Linked DNA regions of Mus musculus: all the other regions are linked to region 1. The links are chromatin loops, found by intact Hi-C in ENCODE. Cell type or tissue: left cerebral cortex. All regions are shown on one strand. Each heading gives the region's core, and the rest is flanking DNA. Links, peaks and the distances in the headings are about the cores only. Region 1 holds the start of Gm13842 (predicted gene 13842). Region 2 has its middle 12 kb from the start of C330018A13Rik. Region 3 overlaps Suds3 (suppressor of defective silencing 3 homolog (S. cerevisiae)).

Region 1 (6,950 bases), core at 800-5,799:
TCAGACACACCAGAAGAGGGCATCAGATCCCATGACAGATGGTTGTGAGCCACCATGTGGTTGCTGGGAATTGAACTCAGGACCTCTAGAAGAGCAGTCAGTGTTCTTAACCACAGAGCCATCTCTCCAGCCCCAAGTCAGTGCTCTTAACTGCTGAACCATCTCTCCAGCACCTCACTCTGTATTTTTAAAGAGACATTTTAATCATCAGAATATTGTGAAGATTGTAGAGAGAACCTCGTATAAGCAATATCTGTCAATAAAAAAAACAAAACAAAACAAAACCTATGGCCAATGAGCTGAGGCAGGAAATAGGAGATGGGACCCTGGCTGAAAGAGAGGATTCTGGGAAATAAGTAGAGGCACTATGGATTCTCCTGGGAACACAGAGAAGGTCAGAAGCATGTGAGCTAAGCAGAGGTAACCAGCCACATAGGGGATCTCAGGTAGAATAAAGCTCTGCCAGCACTGTCTGGTACAAAGCAGAATGAGGCAGTGTGTTGGAGTTTGCAGCTTCAGCAAAGAGCAATGAGTTGATTTCCTATGCCTGAATCAGAGACACACATAGTAACCTTTCCCTTCAGTGGGGCGGAGAGCACTAAGAGCCACCTCACCGTGGAGAGAGCATCCTGTGAGCATCCATTTTGTGAACATCTGGTCATGGAGTGGACGGTAGAAACACTTGTCTGGTGTGCCCTGAGGTAGGGAGGGAGTGGGGGTTTCAGTGGCTCCCTGTTTTACTGTGGTCACTTCTGATGAAGAGAGGGAAAAAGATGTCTGGGTCAGGAGAGACGGCCCAGGGGTTAAGAGCACAGCTGCTCTTCCAGAGGACCTGAGTTCAGTTCCCAAGCACCTGTGTAGGGTTGTTCAAAATTACCTGTAAGTCCAGTGCAGGGGGGCTGAACATTCTCTTCTGGCCTCCTTGGGAACCTGCAAGTGTGCCTGCATATGTGAGCATACACACTCACACACACTGACACATACATACATGTACACACACACACTCACACACAGACACATACACTCTCTCACACACTGATACATACATACATACAAACTCACACAGAGACATATACACACACATATACATACACTCACAGACTCACACACACAATTTATACACACACATATCACACACACTGACATACACACAGATATACACACATACTCATACAGATCTCATACCCGTACTCTCACACACAGTTATATACACACAGACATATACACACATGCATACACATTGACACACAATTCACATACACTCTCCATAAAATCTTTTAAAACCTAAAAAAGTAGTTGCCTAAAGATACTTGAGGCTTGTTTGTTTCTTTGTTTCTAATGTCTCAGCTCACTTCCTAAGATCTGGGTCTCCTTCAGCTGTTGCTCTGAGCAGAACAACCAGGCTCCACACAGTGAGGGAGGTCTTCCCCTGAGCCGTATTTGTCTCTCTGAGAGGAGGCACAGGCCCATTTTCCTAACTTCAAGTAGCCATTGGGATGAAAAGTTACCTTCCCATAAAGTCAGGGAGAATCCGGGTGGGGCTTCAGAGCGGCAGAAGTACTTGGGATGCTTTGCAAATGGTTGCCACGACGACACAATTACAAAAACCAGCATAGACCACAAACCATGAGCTTTTAAAGAGTTTTCCCATAGTACTTATGAGGATGTAATATCAGAACCCAGCAGCCTTCCCCTCTCACGGATACCCACTGGCACGCCACAGAGGCATTATCTGTGAGTCCCTGGCTAACAGACTTCCTGTTGCTGGGTTCTTTCTCTCACAGGGGTAGTGAGCTTATATCAAAGAGGGCATTGGTAAGCACACTTCCTGCCTCTTCTCCCCAGGCTCCCCCACCCCTCCCTGATTTGAGCTTGGCTGCAGGTTTGTGCGGTGACGCCTCCCCTCCATCTCAGAAAGCCATAGGGAGAGCCTACAAGTCTGCCATGTGTCCACGCCACGCCGTTTGTCTGTCTCTGCTGCTGGGGATGGGACTCTCCTCTCAGGCCCCACCATGTGGTTGCTAATCTCTCTGTCCATGGTGTTGATAACTTCTAATGCATGCCCTAGTCCCTAGTAATCCATCGAAGTGTTCCTCTTGAACCTCCCCTCCCCCATAAAAGCCTTCCTGTGCTCACTGTCCAGATCCCATTCAAGCCATATCCAACCTGTCGAGACTCCCTTAGCTCCAGGCCAGCTATCCAGTCACCAATGCAGTCCCGACACAACACTGTGAACAGTCATCAACCTAGAACACACTAGTTGTTGGCATTTTTCTGAGCATCATCAGTCTTGAGGTTGGAACGTTCCAGAAGGATACAAAACAAACACTGTTGAATATGGAGACTGAAGAACAAGGGAGTCAATTATTATCATTGTTTTTTTTTTTTTTAAAGATTTATTTATTTTATGTAAGTACACTGTAGCTGTCTTCAGACACCCCCAGAAGAGGGCATCAGATCTCATTACAGATGGTTGTGAGCTACCATGTGGTTGCTGGGATTTGAACTCAGGACCTTCGGAAGAGCAGTCAGTGCTCCTAACTACGGAGCCATCTCTCCAGCCTGGGAGTCAACTGTTTGGAAATGTGTGTGTTGTATGTGCCTGTGTACGTGGGTGCAGACGTGGGTGCAGATGTGGGTGCATGTTCCTGTCCCCGTGGAGGCCAGAGAAGTCATCAGGCATCCTGCTCCATCACTCTCTGCTTTATTCCCTGGAGACAGGGAGCCTGGACCAGACTGGCAGCCAGCAAGCCCCAAGCATCCCCTCTGCCCTTGCCAGCAACAGCTCTTGTACAGCCACACCTGGCTTCTATGTGCATTGGGCTCAGATCTTCTTCCGGACTTCACCATCACCTCTGCTCTGTAGCCAGTCTTCCACAATACTGGATGGATTATTTTATCTAGGCTGGGTATTTTGGTGGAGCAGCTGTGTCTATGCTCCACCCTGTGACATTCCAGGCCGGAGACAAATCAGTAAGGTAGACCGGCGACTGGCCAAAAGTCTCCTTCAAAAGTGTCAGTGAATTTTACTCCGGACCCCGTGTGAGTAAAGGAGACTTACTCTCTCTCAGCTAGTCCCTTCACAGGTTCGATGCTGTAGTATCTGAAGCAGCTGAGCCAGTTCCCAGCAAAAACATCCCGGGGCCGATTAGCATTTTAGGTTTGGAGGGGAGTTCAACGGCACGTGTAAACATGTATTGTACCACCCACCCACATTCCCGGACGCCTGTTGCTTCTTTTCCTTACCTTTTGGTTTGAGTGAATGCCCTCTGAGAATCAACCCCAATCTCAGAGGAGCCACGCCCCTCCTCCCCCGCCCCCAGAAGATCATCCCCGCTGGGCTTGTTGTGGGCGGGGAGGGCTCGGGATTCTTGCTCTAGTACCCCGCTGCTCCCTGCGATAGGCAGCCCAGCTTCAACACACATGACCTGGGGGAGGAACTGTGTGTGTGCATATATATGTGTTTGTGTTTGTCTGTGTGCGCGCGCGCCTGGGCTCATGCATATAGGATGGATTAGGGAGGGGAAATCTATATTCCCAGATGCTCTTATCCATGCTGGGTAAAGGCAGTCCAGGTGAGGCCGGTGGAATGGGGAGGAGCACCCACACCCCTGTAGGCACCCCTCACCTATGCTCCGTAAGGAAACCCCAAAGTTTCATTGGTTCCCTGAGTGATCTTTGGTTGAATCATGACAGGGTTTTGAGTCCTTAGGAGAAGAGATAGATGTTGGTTACATCACCACCCACCCCCCCCTCCCCCGACAATTCCTTCCAGTTTGCTTCTAGACGTCTTTACGAAAACCGGTCCTGAGAGGCCAGGGAATGATGCAGAGCAACACCCTAGAGTGCCATTCTCTGTGGCTGCCGCTAGAGGGCACCCTAAACTCAAAAGAGGCTTGGGAAAGGCCGCCGGGACGGGAGTTTTATGGGCTCTTTATCTTGAAATAGCTTTTGAAGAGACGCATTTTCATTTCCCCTCCTTTTGCCGAATCACCGTGATAAGCGATAACGAGAAAATGAGTGTGTTTGGGAAAGAATTTCTAGCTAATACCTTGATTTTGCTTCGGCTTGGCTTAAGAGTCAAGGTTTTCTCCTGCTTAACAATGACAGGATGGCGGAGAATTCCTCGATCCCAGTTTTCTTCCATTCCCACTTCTCTCCCTCACCGCTTGCTCATCCTTTATCCTTTTAATGACTGCTCATGAACCTCTCTCTCCGCCCAAAGTCCCGAGTCCTCTAGGAATCAGAGGTCAACAGGCAGGATGTGAATCCTAGCCCAGAGAGCTTCTTCTATGCCTGGGAAAACCAACACCAAATGATAATTACATAGAGTGTATCTAGCATTCCTTGTATTTATTTACCTATTATTACCTATTGTGTGTGTGTGTGTGTGTGTGTGTGTGTGCGCGCGCATGCGCGTGCCTGTGTCATGGAACTCACAGCAAGACATTCAGGAGTTAATTCTCTCTTTCTACCCTTATGTGGTGTGCTGGTTAAATTTACATGAGCTTGACACAGGGTAGAGTCATCTGAGAAGAGAGAACCCTAATTGAGAAAATTTATCAGATTGGGCTATAGGCAGGCCTGTAGGGCATTTTTAAAATTAATGACTGATGGGGGAGGACCCAGCTCATTCATGGTGGTTGAGGTCATCCCTGGGCTGGTGGTCCCGGGTTCTATAAGAAAGGCTGAGCAAGCCATGGGGGAGCAAGCCAATAAGCAGCACCCCTCCATGGCCTCTGCATCAGCTCCTGCCTCCAGGTTCCTGCCCTGTTTGAGTTCTTGTCATGACTTTGTCCAGTGATGAACATCGATGTGGAAGTGTAGGCCAAGTTAACCCTTTCCTCCCCAAGCTGCTTTGGTCATGGTGTTTTATCACAGCAGTAGTGACCCTAACTGATACAGAGGTTATACCAGGATAGTGAGTGTCTTGGTCAGGGTTTCTATTCCTGCACAAACATCATGACCAAGAAGCAAGTTGGGGAGGAAAGGGTTTATTCAGCTTACACTTCCATACTGCTGTTCATCACCAAGGATGTCAGGACTGGGACTCAAGCAGGGCAGGAAGCAGGAACTGATGCAGAGGCCATGGAGGGATGTTACTTACTGGCTTGCTTCCTCTGGCTTGCTCAGCCTGCTTTCTTATAGAACCCAGGACCACCAGCCTAGGGATGGCACCACCCACAATGGGCCTTCCCCACCCTTGATCACTAATTGAGAAAATGTCTTACAGCTGGATCTCCTGGAGGCATTTCCTCACCTGAAGCTCCTTTCTCTGTGATAATGCCAGCTTTGGTCAAGTTGATATACAAAACCAGCCAGTACAGTGAGGCATTTCTGTGACAGGCCTGGCCACTTTTGGGGGGAAGATTGTGAAAGGACTTTGGAACTTTGGGCTAGAAAAACCACTGAGTGTTGAGAGCTCTGTGTGATGTCCTGCGGGATCCTGGAAGATAAGAATGCTGAAAACAGTGCAGATGAGGCCTGGCTTGTGAAGTTTCTGGGGGGAGTTTAAAGACTCTGTCGGGGCTGCTTGATATTTTGAATTGAGAAAGTGTGGTTCTGGTTAGCTGGGGTTGAAGGTCCACCTGTGATTAACAAGGTACCAGCACCTTTGAAGTGAAAACTTTAGGTTCCTGGGGCAACTGATGCTGATCAGCTACAGCTGAGAGATTGGCGGTGGTCAGGAAGAGACCAGCCTTGCTGAGGTGCAGTCTTCTGCAGAGGGTTTCCTCAGGGTCGGCACCCAGAAGCTGTGTTCCAGAGGTGGCCCAGGTTGTAGCTCACACTGGCAGCAGAACTTGAGAAGAGTCACCCAGGTGGTCCTGGTTTTGAAGGCATGACGGGGTCATGGAGAGCAACTGAGGCTTGGCACTGTGTGGCAGGCCTGGGGACCCTGAAGAGAGCCCAGGAGAGGCTGTTGGTGGGGGTGCAGCCCATTTACAGAAGACCCCAGGATTTTGGAGATGCCGGTACCATGGGACAGCTATCAAGAGCAGAGGTATGTGTGGAGGATGCAGCTGACATAAACCTAAAAGACAAGCCGAGTGTGCTGTAGACCGCAGAGCTGGAGAAGTAACTCAGACGCCCCTGAGAGGAGTCTAAAGGACAGTGAGTGGATCCCAGATAATTGGATACTGAGTTCTTTACACTTTTGGAGTTTGGTTTTTGCATTGTTTGGATTGGGACTGCGCCGTCATTCTTACATCATGAGCTCTTGATGTAAAAAAAGCATTTAGCTTATTTTTGATGTTATAGGAGTCCCCGCAGTTGAAGGACTTTTAACTTTTAAAAGAAGTTTTGGATTTTACAAGAGACTCTAGATTCTTAAGAGACTGAACTTTTAAAATGTTTGGATTGGTAAAGACTTGTGGGACTTCTACATTTGTGATATGTTTGATCTTTATGATATTTTAAAATATGAGGTCTTGGGGATTACACAACTTCTCTCTCTGAAAAAAAAGGGGGGGGGGAGATTTTGTCTTTAGAAGTGCCACATGAGCCAGGCGTGGTGGCGCATGCCTTTAATCCCAGCACTGGAGGCAGAGACAGGTGTATTTCTGAGCTCAAGGCCAGCCTGGTCTACAAAGTGAGTTCCAGGACAGCCAGGGCTATAAAGAGAAACCCTGTCTCGAAAACCCAAAAAAAAAAAAAAAAAAAAAAAAAAAAAAGTGCCATGTGTCAAGTTGTCAAGGGGATCAACTGTGCTGGCTAGTTCTATGTCAACTTGACCCAAGCTGTGAAAGAGTAGTAAACTCAATCCTCCAAGGTATCCTAATCATAAAACAGATAGTGACATTCCTTCCTCCACCCACCCGCTTCCTGGGTTCAAAGAGTGTTCATTCAAAGAAAGTCACCCTGACCCACCCTGACCATTGCTGGAACCCACTATGCAAAGGTGCTATTGCTAGGGGCTCTTAGAAACTGTCTTGAGAGATAACCTGACACTT
Region 2 (6,950 bases), core at 1,164-6,163, 81 kb after region 1:
ACATACCTCATTGATTATATCATCCAACGAGGCTTCGCGTAGAGTTTCACCACCATCTGGCAATGAAGGGCTCTCTGAACCTTTTGGGGAACATTCTAGATCTAAGCTATAACACAGGGAAAGGTGTTTCCCAAATGAATGGTAGCTCTCTCTATTCCCCCTGCTTGTATGGAGACTATCTTGGGCTACCTTTCCCGCAAGTCTCACAAGTCTCTCAAGTCTCGCGGGAGCTGACACTTCAGCAGCTTGGCTTCCAGAGCCCCACAAATCCTCTCAACACTGAGCGGCTATTGGGACTGGGGCTTGCCAAAATCTTCAGAGGTCCCCAAAGAGCCCTTACATTTTCCATCAATAAACAGCCCCGCTGGGTGCCTTGCCCAGAAGTCTGTTAAACTTGCCTCTTCTCTTGGCCACGGGTTGCCTCATTGAGAAGGATGCGCTCCTGGTTTCTCATGGTCCCTTTCGCTGATTTGCGATCTGAAGCCTTTGGCGGTCAGGGGAAGTGGTGGACAGTGGGGTCAAGAGAGGCGATGGGCCGTGGGTTTTGTTTTGAGTGTATTTTTACAAACTCCCGCTGATGCTCTTCCTTCTATCCAGTGGCAAGCTAGGATTGGATGATCCCTTCCTGCTCTGTACTGGTGAGTTTGAGACAAGGCGGCCAGGGAAGCTTTTAAAGATGCTATTGTTGTTATATATATTACTATTAGTGTGTGTGTGTGTGTGTGTGTGTGTGTGTGTGTGTGTTCATGTATGTGTGTGCAGGCACCAGAAGACAATCTCCAATATAGTTCTTCAGGGTCCGTTCAACTTTTTGAGAGAGTCTTTCTCTGGTCTGGAACTTAAGGAATAGCCTAGAGCTCTGCCTCTGCCTCCCCAGCGTCGGGGTTATGGACATGTGTTACCGTGTCTAGTTCTAAGTGTTCTAAGTCCAACCCAGACTCTCCTGCTTGCAAGGCAAATGTCTTACAGACAGAGCCATCTCCAGCTCCCGTAGCATTTTCTTTTAAAAGAGATGGATGTAATGGACGGTACTCACTAAGGGTGACCACGCCCTTAGTTGCAGTCCTTTCTGGGAAAAGTAGCCAAATGCCCCTTACTTTTCTCTCTTTTGAGACCAGTGCATTAGAGGGCTGGCTGATTTACACCTGTAATATTACCAGAGAGAAAGACACTTAGCATAACACCAAATACTTAGCAATGCTCAAGATCATAAGCTATTTTTAATTATTATTTATGTTTTAGGCTTAACCTTTAGCCCGAGTAGCCAAACTACACCTCATGATCTAAATCTGGTCCTCACCTGTTTTTCTATGATCCGGGTGAACCAAGAATTGTTTTTGAATTTTTAAGTAGCCCTGGAAATGTATGAAATGCAAATGTTAAATCAGGCTCTACTGGAATACACAATGCCTGTTCTTTTGTGCTTTGTCCATGATTTATTATTATTATTATTATGATGCACTAAAATGATTGAGTCAAGGGGCTGCGACAGAGATAAAATGACTTGCAAACTCTCAATTGTGTATCTGGCTCCTTATAGAAAGAACTTGCCAAAACGCTCGTTAGACTTTTCCATCCGTCGAATCCCACCAGTATCATGAGTATTTGTTGTGTCTGTGAGTTTTAAATCACGTCTGTCTTAATTTTTTTTAAAGATTCTTTTAGTTTTATTCTATGAGTATGTATCTTATCTGCATGTCTGTCTGTCTCTGCACCATGCACATGCAGGACCCTTGGAAGACAGGAGAGTCCTGTACTCCCCTGGAACTGGAGTTAGAGACGGTGATGAGCCATTATGTGGATGCTGGGAATCAAACCCAGGTCCTCTGCAAGAGCAGCCAGTGCTCTTATCCACTGAGCCATCTCTCCCTTACCCAGATCATGTCTGTTGTGTTCACCATTGCTTTTCTGGTTCTGGATACAGACCTTTGATAGTTGCTGCTTTCTGTCACGTTCCTCCCTTTTGACCAGGTGTCTGGGACTCTTCATTGTGCCTGCAATGACTGGATTACCACTGTGTGAGAGCTTTTCCAAGATTTCCAGTCTTCAACCAGGTCATCCTCAGGTGGTTGGGGCCAGGGGTGGGGGTGTCCATGAGGACTTCTTTGGGGCTCCTGTTCATAAGTATTTAACCATCCAGCCATCCACTGAAAGCCCGATGGTGAATATGTGAACATATTTGGAAAGTATACATTCTTAATTTTATACTTCACATATGTCAGAATTTATATGTCACACTTATTGGTCATCCTGAAGCAGGGACCTTCTTCTCCTACCTCTATGCTGTAGGACTAACCACTTCCCCTGTCTTTGAATCCCTCTCCTCCCTTCATAGTCCATTTGTTCCAGAGAGAGGAGAATCCTTTGTACCTAGTCACACAGTCTCCCATCCAAGTACTAACCAGGGCTGATTCTGCTTAGTTTCTGGGATGAGACAAGACTGAGTGTGTTTAGGGTGGGATGGCTGTAGATATAAGAGCTATGTTGTTTCTTCAGTTGTTTCTTTGTTTTCTTTCCTCTGTGTATATGAGTGTATGTGTGTATATGTGTATATGTATTTGTGTATGTGTGTGTATATGTGTGTATGTGGGTGTGTGTATATCTGTGTGTATGTAAGTTTGTGTGTACAAGTGTGTGTGTGCCTGCAGGGTCCAGAAGAGGGCATCCAATACCCTCGAGCTGGAGTTACAGGTGGCTATGAATTGCCTGACACAGGTGTTGGGAGCCAACCCTTGGAGAGCAGTAGGTGCTATTTACCTGTGTGACACCTCCCAGCCTTAGAAGTATCCTCTAGTGACCCACACTTCTGCTCTCGGTGGAAGCTTTTCCGGACTGGCAGTTTCTCCCCTTTTGCTCAATTCAAAGCCTTCTAAAAATGGCTCTCCCAGAACCAAATACAGCTCCTCCCCTCCTTCCTCCTCAGATCCCCTGTAAGGAACCCAACCTTCATCCAGGGAGCACCTGAGCCGTGCTCTGTTGGATCAAAAATCTGTTTGCACCCCTGGTGAGCATTTATTTGCACCCCCATGATGAGAATTTATTTGCAACTCCTCCTTCAGCCTAAAAGGTGGGATGAAATATCAGAGCCCAGTTTTATATCACAAAACAATTCATGACAGACACCTACATATCATCTGGCTTTTATCTGTACCCACCCATTATATGGCTTAATAACCTGTATGATTTTATGTATTATAGACTCATTCACATACTTTTCTCCACATAGCTCATCATGAAGCAAAATGTATTTACTATATAGTCAATTATGTGCTAGCTCACGGCAGGATCTTGAATGATTTAAAATCATTGGTACTTTTTGCCTGAGTAGCCTCATAGGGATTCCGGCTCCAGGGTGATTCATCTTTGGTTTAGTAATGCCGGGCTTAAGAGCTCGGTGCTAATGCCCAGATTGCAGATGGGTTTCTGAGTACGCTACTTGGCTTCATCCTGCTTTGCTATAGCCACAGCCTGGCATCCTTCTCTGGCATTAGCCACCTGTGATGTTTGAAGATAAGGCCCACAGTTCCCAGGACTGGGGCAAGGAGGAAATGAAGGTGGAGGACCACCGTAGATACTGATCGATGACTTCTCTCTGGAGAAGTCTCCCAGATGCAGCTGGAGGGGTGGGCAGGTTATTCTGGGAGCTTGAGTCTATGCGGGTGTCAGCAAGCTCTTCTGGCATGGAGACACAGTGAGCTGGAGGACGGTGGCCTTGGGAGGCCTCACTGAGGGAGAGCAGCGCTTTGAGTTTTTACTAGTGGTTTCTGATGGTGTCCTGTGGCCTTGAGGCTTTCCAGGGGACAGAAGGAACGACCAAAAATCCCATTAGTGTTGGTGGAGGTAGTGGTGATGGTGGTGGCATGAATCACCCTTTGTCTCTCTTCTTTGGTATTTTTTTCTTGTGACAAAACTCATAGATACGTGTGCACACTTAAGGTTATAGGTAAGGAACCAGGTGGTGGCGGTGGCAGTGAGGCATGCCTTTAATCCCAGCATTCAGGAGGATGGGTCAGGCAGGCCTCTGTGAATTTGCGGCCAGCCTGGTCTAGAGAGGGGGGGGGGGGTTCCAGGACGGCCAGGGCTACATAGGGAAACCCTATCTTGGAAAAAAAAAAGCAAAATCCTATGTTGGGCTGTTGTCGGTCGGTCTGTCTGTCTGTCTGTCTGTCTGTCTACCTGTCTAGACGGGTCGATAAGGAAACAAACAGTTCTGCCTTCCCAGTGAGACAGAGCCATCAGACAGCATCTATGAAATGTTTCCTGCTTGGTGTTGGGTCCTGGGAACGTGAGGGGGGTGTTGACGGGGGCATGGGGGGGGGGAAGGTGGAAAATTCAGCACAGATCTTCCTCCTGGCTTCGATGACTGGATCAGATGAGTCAGGTGCTCTCAGGTGATGTCATTGATGGTAGAGAAAATGAAATGGATCACAGGAGGAACAATAGGAACTAGCAACCAGTACCCCCAGAGACCCCTGGGAATACACCACCAACCGAAGAAAACACACAGCGGGACTCATGGCTCCAGCTGCGTATGTAGCAGAGGATGGCCTATTTAGTCATCAATGGGAGAAGAGTCCCTTGGTCCTGTGAAGGTTCTATGACCCAGTCTAGGGGAATGCCAGGGCCAGGAAGGGGGAGTGGGTGGGTTGGTAAGCAGGAGGAAGGTGGGAGAGGATAGGGGATTTTCAGAGGGTAAACCAGGAAAGGAGATAACATTTGAAATGTAAATAAAATATCTATCTATCTATCTACAAAACAACAAAAACAAAAACAAAATGAAACGGAGCTTCTGAGTGACTCAGTGGGAGGTGGGCGTGGCGAGATGCAGCCATTTCTCCTGTTTCCGGTAGGCAGTTTTCAAGGTCCCCTTCTCGTCCAGGTGGTCCCCTTCCCACTTGGATGTAATTGTAATTTTTGTTGTTGTTGTTTTTTCCCCACTTGCTGTAGTGTGAGCCGCTTTCCGTCTTGTGGAGAAAACACTTTCGTAACCGAGCTATCTCCCCGGCCCACTTTTTTTGTTTGAAGCAGCATCTCAGCTAGCTCAGGCTGGCCTTAAACTCACTAGGTAGCTAAGGGTGGTTTTGAGGTTTTGATCCTTCTGCCTCTGCTTCCTGAGTGCTGGAGTTGGAGATGTCATCTGTCACAGGCGTCTCATAGCTAACTCCAGCCGTGTGCAACGGAGCGCCAGGCTTTCCTGTCTCCATCTTGCCTGCAGGTTGTGTTTATTAGCCGAAGTCTTCTCCTGCCTCCCCTCTCTGCTCACTGCCCAGCTGCTGAAAACCGCCGTTCTTCCTTGAGCTTCTCTGATGGTATTTCTAGGGTCCGTCGATGATCAGGATCAAGCAGGTTTTGTCTTTCTGTGCCTTGGCTCATGCGTGTTCCTGACACGCCAGGATTACAACCCTTTACAGACAGATCATATTCCACTAGGTATCACCTCTTCTTGAGCTATTTGTCTGTTGAGGGACACAGGTTGATGTCATATCTCAGCTACCGGTGAACCACACCGCTGTAAGCATGAAGCCGCAGATGTGGCTTTGACATGCAGATGGTGTTTCATTTGGATGTGTCTCGGGCGATGTGATTGGTGGAAGCAAAAGGTCAGCTTATGTCTAGATGACGCGGCGCCAATATGACTATGCACCGAGTCTGCTAAAACATGGGGGGCACCAGACGTCTGGAGAGCCATAGCGAGACCCTGAAGGCTAGCACCAGATGTCCAGGGAGCCCCAGAGCAGTGAGTGATGAGTTTGTTAGATAGCTGTTTCTGCCCCAATTCCACTGTTGTCTGGGTTTTATATAATATGGTCCTGAGGTAGGAGGTGGGTGGGTGGGTGTGCAACCTTTACAGCTTGTGTATTGCACACACACACACACACACACACACACACACACACACACACACACGAGGCCCAGCATCTACCTGGTTACCTATGTGTCAGCCTCCCTGTCAGCCTATGTCAGTGAGTAAATCATGTTCTAACTGCCTGTGTCTCCTTTTCTACATTCTGGCTCCCACCACTGTCCTTTTCTGGTCTTAAGAGTTTGTACTTAATATGCATGACACTTTTTAAAAGTATTTATTTATTTATTTATTATATGTAAGTACATTGTAGTTGTCTTCAGACACCCCTGAAGAGGGCATTAGATCTCATTACAGATGGTTGTGAGCCACCATGTGATTGCTGGGATTTGAACTCAGGACCTTTGGAAGAGCAGTAAGTGCTTTTAACCGCTGAGCCATCTCTCTAGCCCGATTTTTGGTTTCTTGAGGAGTGTCCACGCTGTTTTCTGAAGCGGCTTATACTAGTTTACATCCTGACTTTGCAGGATCTATGTTTTCTTGCTCATTCCTACATTGGCATGCATGTATACATGTATATGTGTATGTGTGTATGTGTATATGTATATATGTGTATCAGTCATTTTGATTAGGACAACCCAGTAGCTTGATGATAAAACCCTTCCTGAGTCAATGTTCATATAGCCTAAGAAGGGATGGGTTTGCTTCTGTCAGCAGAGTTGGAAGAAGGGCCATTTATGTGTCTTTTTTGCTTGATGTCCCTGTCAGACCCTTACGTATATGTTTGGTTGGTGACAGTTGGGTTCTGGAGGTCCCTCCTCATTTTCAGTCACTTCCCATTGAGCATCTCCACCTCGGGGTCTGAGATATGGCTGGGTTTGTCCCTTTGGCCACCTTCCCACTGCTCCAGCTGCCAGGCGCTCAGCGGTGCCTCTTTACGGCTTAATTGAATTCAGCTTCTTTCTTGCCAAATACTGAAACCCCCGTTGGAATTAAGTGCTTGGGAGAAACGGGCTTATGGCATTTCACCAACCAAAGCTTCAAGAAGTTGAAAGTACTAAGTGAGCTGCCAGGCCTGAACTTGGTCTGCAGTTGGCCCACCTGCCCTCCCTGGAGAAGGCACGTTGACATGTTTAGTAGGTGCTCT
Region 3 (6,950 bases), core at 576-5,575, 1.1 Mb after region 1:
CAAAATATATGCAATCTGGAGCAAGAGTTTTTCAAAGCAATTTAAAAATATTTCCCTTGCCCCAAGGAAATTCCCTCACTTAACCTTCAGCCCCAGTGGGGGTGTTCTATGAGCTACTTCACCCACAACAGTCCTGTGGGGGGCACTTCAGGTGCTCCACTCACAGTACCTCTCCTCCCTAGCTTTCCATGGCTTGAGAAATTAAATGGCCTAAGGCAAGGTTTGCAGCAAGCCTGCCCTCACAGGGCTCTGCAGAGAGGGCTCCCCTCCCCTTCTCAGGCGTCAGGCTGTCTGTTTACTCCCAGTCTCCCCTCATTTCTAGTGTGAGTAATGAGTGCCCAAAAAGAGTAAGCAGAGTGTAGCTTAAACTAGAACAGGCTGAAGACCCAGCATGAGGCTAAGCCTCCTACTAGACTGTTTAAATAGAAAACTGACCCTAAGGGGGTCACCCACCCACTGGCCCACCAGCCAAACGTGCTCACAAAGGCCAAGCAGCTCCAGAGTATGCGGCAATGGGTCTGAACATGGGCTGGGACACTCCCAAGGACTGAGGCTGCCCCTCATCACCAGGCACAGAACTGTGACTCTGAGGCATGGTCCCTTTGGGAGCCCTTGGCACCACACTGGGTCACTGGACTACACTGGCATTCTGTGACAGAATGTGAAGGTCTTCATTAGGTCCCAGAGATGCCTGTGTGCTCCACAGAGCAGCCCACCATGCAATTGCAAGCCTTCTTGGCTAGGGAGCACCATGTCTTGGTGGGGAGCACCATGTCTTTCTGGTGGACTCCCGGCACGCCTCTGGCTTAGAGGCGACTCTCACAAGCAGCCTAGGAAACAATGAACGGCTGGCTCTCCTTCATCTGAGGCTATCTCCAACTTCCAAGCAAACTATCATTTTGCAAACTGGCCACATTTGAGAGCATTTTTGATTTCAGAAGCTGAGAGAATTCTGGGGGCTTAAGTTATTTCATAATCCAGTTTCATTAGATTTACCGTGCACTAACAGAGGAGAGACGCATAAAAATCAATTCCTCTGCAGACATTTGTGACTGATAAAAGATCAAGCCAATGCGGCTATGAAAGTTTCAGACTTTTTAAAACTTATAATTGTATGGGTGCGACACTGCTGACATCTCCTCTTGAAGGGCCAGCAGGAGCCCTAGGGCAGTCCCTAAGGTAGCACACGAGCCGCTCCAAGTGCAGAGAGGATGCCTGCCTGGCAGCTCAGTCCTGTCAGACTAGAAGAACAGCCAGGAGTGGCAGGCCAGCAACACCAGCACCCAGTTACTGAGCATGCCCTGGGCCTGGGCCTCATGCCCAGTGACCCACTGTCCTCACAGACAAGTATGTTGGGATGTAGGAAGGTGGAGTAAGCTCCAGACAAACGCCACTGTCAGCCTGCAGCCACTAGAGGACACCAGAGTGCTCACTCGCAGTTTGCTCGCTCCAGCTCAGTGACTCTCAAATCTGTAACTGCACAAGAGTGCACCATGGCCCATACAGAACTGCAGGACCCGGCTCAGGCAGGCAGAGAGGCTCAAGGGTACTGCTGACGGTTTCCCCACATAGTGCTGACACCCCATCCCCCACCCCAGGAGACAGGATCGCACTGCACTTCCCGGTCAGGCTTTTTATCAAGTCTGTTATACTTTCAACACTTCTCAGAGCCATTTGCTCTCGTGCTCGGGGAAGAGATCGGACGCCTACCTCGTTGGCTCCCACTGAGCTGATCACACAGCTCAGCTTCTGGTTGTCCTTAGATTCCAGGTAGATGGCCTGGCTCTTGTGGTACCTGCCAAAACCAGGACACAAACAAAATATCAGGACGGAGGGAGGGGCAGGAAAACAAACACCACAGTGACAGAAACCATCACTTCAACAGTCACAGCAACACACAACCGAGGAAGAGCACGGGCTTCAGAAGGAGACAGACAGACAGGCAGACAGGCAGGCTTCCACCCTGACACTGGGTGTCAATCATTTTCTCCCTTGTTTGAGACAGGGTCTCTCACTTAACCTACAACTCTGATCCTGCTAGACTGCTGGCAGGTGAGCCCCAGGGAGCCTCGGCCGCAGCTTCCCCATCACCACAATGATGGTGCATGTGCCACCATGCCCGGCCTTTTACTCGGTGCTGGGGATGCAAACCCAGGTCCTCACGCTCACACTTCCTGACCGCACATCTTCCCGGCTTCAATAAGCGCGTGTCTTTACGCAGAAAGGTAGAGAAAGCTCCCTTCTGAGCAGGGCATTGGACACAATACAGACAGGGAACACAGAACCACAAGGGAGGGCCAAAGGAGGGAAAAGTCCCACAGAGCGGGAAAAATCAACTCAATTCTACGTACTATCAAAAATCCTAATGTTATCATAATAAAATTAACTTCATTTTCCAAAACCTGACCCACTCCACAGCTCTAGAGTCTCAAGGGACCCCACTGCCACTGGAAACAGGCCCTGTAGTCAGGTGACAGCAAGAAGGCACAACCTAGTCAGCAAGGAGAGGCTTTGTCTCTGGTCACATTTGCAACTTCAGATTTAAGGCAGGGCAAGGAGAGGAGAGGGAGAGAGGGGGAGAGAGGAAGAAAGAGAGAAAATGCGTGCGCACGCACGCATACATACACACACACACTGTACTGCCTTTAGCTAGCTATTTTAAAATCCCAGTTCTCTCCAGAGTGTCTTCTGTGAGGGGTCATTAGTCTACATCAAAGCATAAGGCACACTGACAGCGCAAACTAAATGACACGGAAAGCAGGGATGGAGGCGAAGGTGGGATGCAGTCAGATCACGCCAAGATGGAGCCCTAACCCGCACGGTCCTGGGGCCGTCATTAAAGCCCCGAGGAAAGACACTTTGTGCCTCTAGAGGAGACATCAGGACTCAGAAGCTCCGTCAGCCAAGGCTGTGTCTGTGGAAGGGAGGACAGAGGAACCCTCAAGGGACAAAGGGACAGCAGCAGAGAGCGGGGCCTGATGGGGACAGGCTGGTTCTAGGCAGGGGAGGCCTCCAGACAGGGCTTCCCAAGCCCCCTGCAGTAAGAACGGGGCAGGGCAGGCCCAGCTGTCAACTCCATAGGACTGACTCTGGAGTCAAAGGGAAATCACTAGACCAGGAAAGAAATCGACATCCTGGAATGTGGGTAGCAGCACAAAAAAAAACCTTCAAATTTCAACGAAGAGGCGAATGTCTGGGAGACACCATCTTTCGGACCTTTTCTGCTTATGCAAGGAACCTGGTGAGTTCTGACACTTCAAACCAGAAGCCCGTGCTGAGAGGGCCGCATGCCAGTGGTTACAGGTTTCTCTTTTTTAAAAAAAGGGAGGGAGAGAGGAAGGAAAAGGAAGAGGAAGAGGAAGAGGAATAGGAAAAGGAAAAGGAAAGGAAAATTTTACTACATTTTCCTTCTCAAGACATTTCATAATTTAGGAACAAGTCCAGGAAGACGGAGAGTGGAGGCCACAGTTACGAAATGAACGCCACCTGAAATATCACACTGGCTGGAAAACTCACAGATCCATAGAACCATTAGCCATAAATCTCGCCGTTCCCAAAGGCCATTCTTACATGTGGGCCTGATCTTTAAAGGTTATTTGGTTTTCATTATTACAAACATTAAAAAAAAAAAAAAATTCTCACTTTGCCTCTAGTGTTAGGCAGCTAGGGGCTGCCACCTAGTGGTGCCAGTAACAAACAACAAGCAAGGCCAAGACAGGAACACCCATTGACCCACAGGAAGACCAGAAAAGAGCCACCAGTCACTGCAGCAGGCTGACAGACACTAAAACAGGTTCAGGCCCGACTTGATCTCTATGCTTCCAATGGAACAGTCTGCATGGAAGGATCCACATCCCAGATTTGGCCAACAGGGAAAAAATATCTGTATTAACATAAGCCTCAGAAAATAAGCCTCATGTGTCAAAGTGACATCAATACTGGGATTAAAATTATTAATCTATTAACTATTAACAGATTAACTATTAAACAGAGCATATTTACACAACATCTGTACCGCAGTTGATATAAGAAAGATGGAGTGTGGGGTGGGGGGAGGACAAGCCACGGCAATTGTGGAGGCCAGAGGGGCAGCTTGCTCCGGCCCCAGCCCCTCTGCAGTCCCAGGATTCGTTTTTATGTGCACGCTGCAGTTTGATGCCGAGAACTGAGCACTATGGTTTTGGCCCTGAGGTGCTGGGTTCCAGCATGGACAGTGAGAGTCGACTAGACATGCCAGGTAACGTGTGACTGCCACCAATTCGCAGGGCCACCGCCTGTCGTCAGCTTCTGGCTAAATGAAAACACTAAGACAGGAGCTATCACAAGGCTGTTGTAAACAGTAACGACAGAAGCTCTCTACTGACCCACACCCCTTCCACACAGCCAAGAGAAAGTCAGGGCATAGCCATGTCCACGTACGGTGCCTGCCTGCCCAAGACATTGAACAGTGTTGGACTGGGATGTCTAACCGTGTTTGTTGAATGGATAAAAGTATGAGCTTCCAATCAGTCCCAGGCAACCAGGACGGCTCATCTAAGTGTTTTAGGATATAATCTCCCAACCACACTTCCTAGAATACCTTGAAAGTGACAAGAACGTCTGAGAAAAGGGTCAAGTGAAAAGCATCTACCCTGAGACCCTGCAGCGTTGAGAAGAGCGCCCACCAGGCTCAGGTAGCAGAGCCTCCTCCAGCCTGGTTAGAGCACAAAATCCTCCTCTCCTGTCACCTTTAACACAGAGGAGGGGGTGGAGGAGGACATATATCCTGTCATGGTTAGATGGGGACAGCCTGAAACCCTAGTGTGGAGATGGCAACAAGGTACAGAAAGACCCAGGGGACACATGTGGAGAAACACTGCTCTGTGACCTCAGAGGCAAGCAGCTACCAGCTGCACTCAGTATTCAAGACTCCGAGTCTGGGCCACAGTCCCAGCACCAGCAAAAGAAATTAAACTAACATACAGAGAGGTAAGCTGAGAAAACACCGAGACATCATAGGCTCGCCCGGCCCCAACCCTCCAGACCGCTCTTCAGAGGCCACTGTGAGCAGTCCACCCGCCCCACAACTTACCATCTCTTATCATAGTACAGTTTGCCATCTTCTATCCGAGCCTCAAACCTCTGGGCTGGAGACTCTGCAGGTGTGGCAGGCAAGTGTTCAGGAGAGGATGGGGAAGCTGGAGGAATTAGAGATGCCAAGACGGCAAGCAGACAAGTGAGCCTGGGCCTGAGCAAGGGGCCCAGCAATGCCACGCAGGGACTGATGCACCGGTGCGGCCACAATCCCGACCGCCAAGTCCTTGAGGTGTATATGGAAGCAAAGTCACTGTGCTGCCTGGGTTGGGTGCAGTGGCTAGCCACAGGGGCCTCTGGCTATTCACAGGGCCAGTGGCTATTCACAGGGCCAGTGGCTATTCACAGGGCCAGTGGCTATTCACAGGGGCCTCTGGCTATTCACAGGGCCAGTGGCTATTCACAGGGGCCTCTGGCTATTCACAGGGCCAGTGGCTATTCACAGGGGCCATTGGTGCTGACTGCATCCACATTTACAATGTGGTGACCCCTCATTGCCAGAGCACCACACTAACTGTTGATGTGGATACCAAATCAGCACAGCTCACTGAAAACCTCTTGCACGTGTCAAGGGTGTACATACGCCTTGTCTCCTAACGAGGACGAGGACAGCCTGGGCCTCCCTAGGACCCGAGCACCACAGACAGCTACATACGCCTTGTCTCCTAACGAGGACGAGGACAGCCTGGGCCTCCCTAGGACCCGAGCACCACAGTCAGCACTGCAGGGTCTGAGCTCCAGACAAAGTTCCCCATGGTTGCATGACTGGAACTGAAAACGGTCCTGAACCTAAGGCCCACCCGACACCCACTCAGAAGGGAACCCTTCAAGAGCCAATCAAAGGTCTCCTCTATAGTAAGTCCTAAGGAAAAGACAAACAGCACAGCTGGCTTTAAAGAAACAACACGGGAGAGACATGTTTATGATTCCTGCCCTTTTCACGACTCAGCATAATTCACTCCTGGAAACCCCACCTCCACTTTTCCAATGACAGGGTACAAAGACTGGCAGTGTCATCGGGCACTCACCTGGTCTCTTGGGTGACTTAAGCTGTAGGAAGAATAACAACAAGAAAGTCTCAGAGAAAATCATCTTAGAAGCAACATAAAGCATCAGAGATGTCATGGTGACTTTAGCAGGTGACAGGAACTTACGTCACAAAACACGTGAGCCTTTCAAGTACAGCAAAAGCGTCCCACCCTACCTTGTTCAGCGTCCTCAGGTCCTCCATGATCTGCTCGTCTGTTAGCAAGTAGTTCAGCTGAGGTGCCGAGAGTTAAAGAACTCGTGGGAAATGCATGGCTTCCAAGGAGACAGAGGCACCCAGGGACCCCAGTGCTTTGGGACTGGGGAGGCCTGGGCTACAGAAAGGCTGTTTTCAAGGTAAGACCTTGCCTCTTTAAAAAACTGACTCTCATGCTAAAAGTCACCAGGCACAGACGAGAACTCCACGCACCCCTCGTACACACTGCTCTGAGGGGAAGAGATGCTGCTACTCAACAGATGTCGCAGGGGTGGGAACACAGCACAGCAAGGTGACAATCTCATCTAAGGGAGAAAAACACTGCTACTCCCAAGTTTGAAGCTTTCCAGACAGACACGGAAAGGCTACTCTCACAGTGGCTTAGATCACGCTGTGAAGGGGAGAGGCCTGGAGCAGCACCCTCTGCTGGTTGCACAGTACAGCCCACGCTGGGCAAACTGCTACACTAAATCTCCCAAAGAGAGTGCTCCACGTTGGCCCACTGGCCACGTCCGTGGCTATATAGCATCTTCCATGAACACCGGACCTACTTGTGGTACAGTTCACGACCCACTAGTGTAAAGGCAGGTGACCGGTAGACTACGCATGGCAGTACACAACCTACCAGTGTAGA

The links. A loop is a pair of places that touch in the nucleus more often than their neighbours do. Peaks named below come from ENCODE experiments on the same cell type or tissue, not always from the same donor. Only the 100,000 strongest peaks of a DNase experiment are listed, where the experiment ranks them.
Region 2: it touches region 1 in a loop (3-fold over the local background); 12 of 42 quality-filtered maps call a loop at or near these places.
Region 3: a loop joins it to region 1, with 4 times the contacts of the local background. A loop is called at or near these places in 8 of 42 quality-filtered maps.

What each region holds. Positions count from the first base shown.
Region 1 is chr5:116,027,470-116,034,419 of GRCm38, forward strand. It overlaps Gm13842 (predicted gene 13842), which reads right to left and starts at 1,772. Exons shown (of 2, transcript NR_165276.1): 1 at 1,509-1,772. In left cerebral cortex, for the core only: a CTCF peak has its summit at 3,877 (motif pointing right); a DNase peak (open chromatin) is centred at 3,894.
Region 2 is chr5:116,108,524-116,115,473 of GRCm38, forward strand. No RefSeq gene overlaps it. Among named protein-coding and RNA genes, the nearest start is that of C330018A13Rik, 12 kb to the right of the region's middle. In left cerebral cortex, for the core only: no CTCF peak of the experiment used is centred there; a DNase peak (open chromatin) is centred at 3,361.
Region 3 is chr5:117,093,200-117,100,149 of GRCm38, forward strand. It overlaps Suds3 (suppressor of defective silencing 3 homolog (S. cerevisiae)), which reads right to left. Exons shown (of 12, transcript NM_178622.5): 8 at 6,278-6,339; 9 at 6,102-6,123; 10 at 5,072-5,177; 11 at 1,711-1,795. Among named protein-coding and RNA genes, the nearest start is that of Suds3, 19 kb to the right of the region's middle. In left cerebral cortex, for the core only: CTCF peaks have their summits at 1,417 (motif pointing right) and 3,678 (motif pointing left); DNase peaks (open chromatin) are centred at 1,426 and 3,683.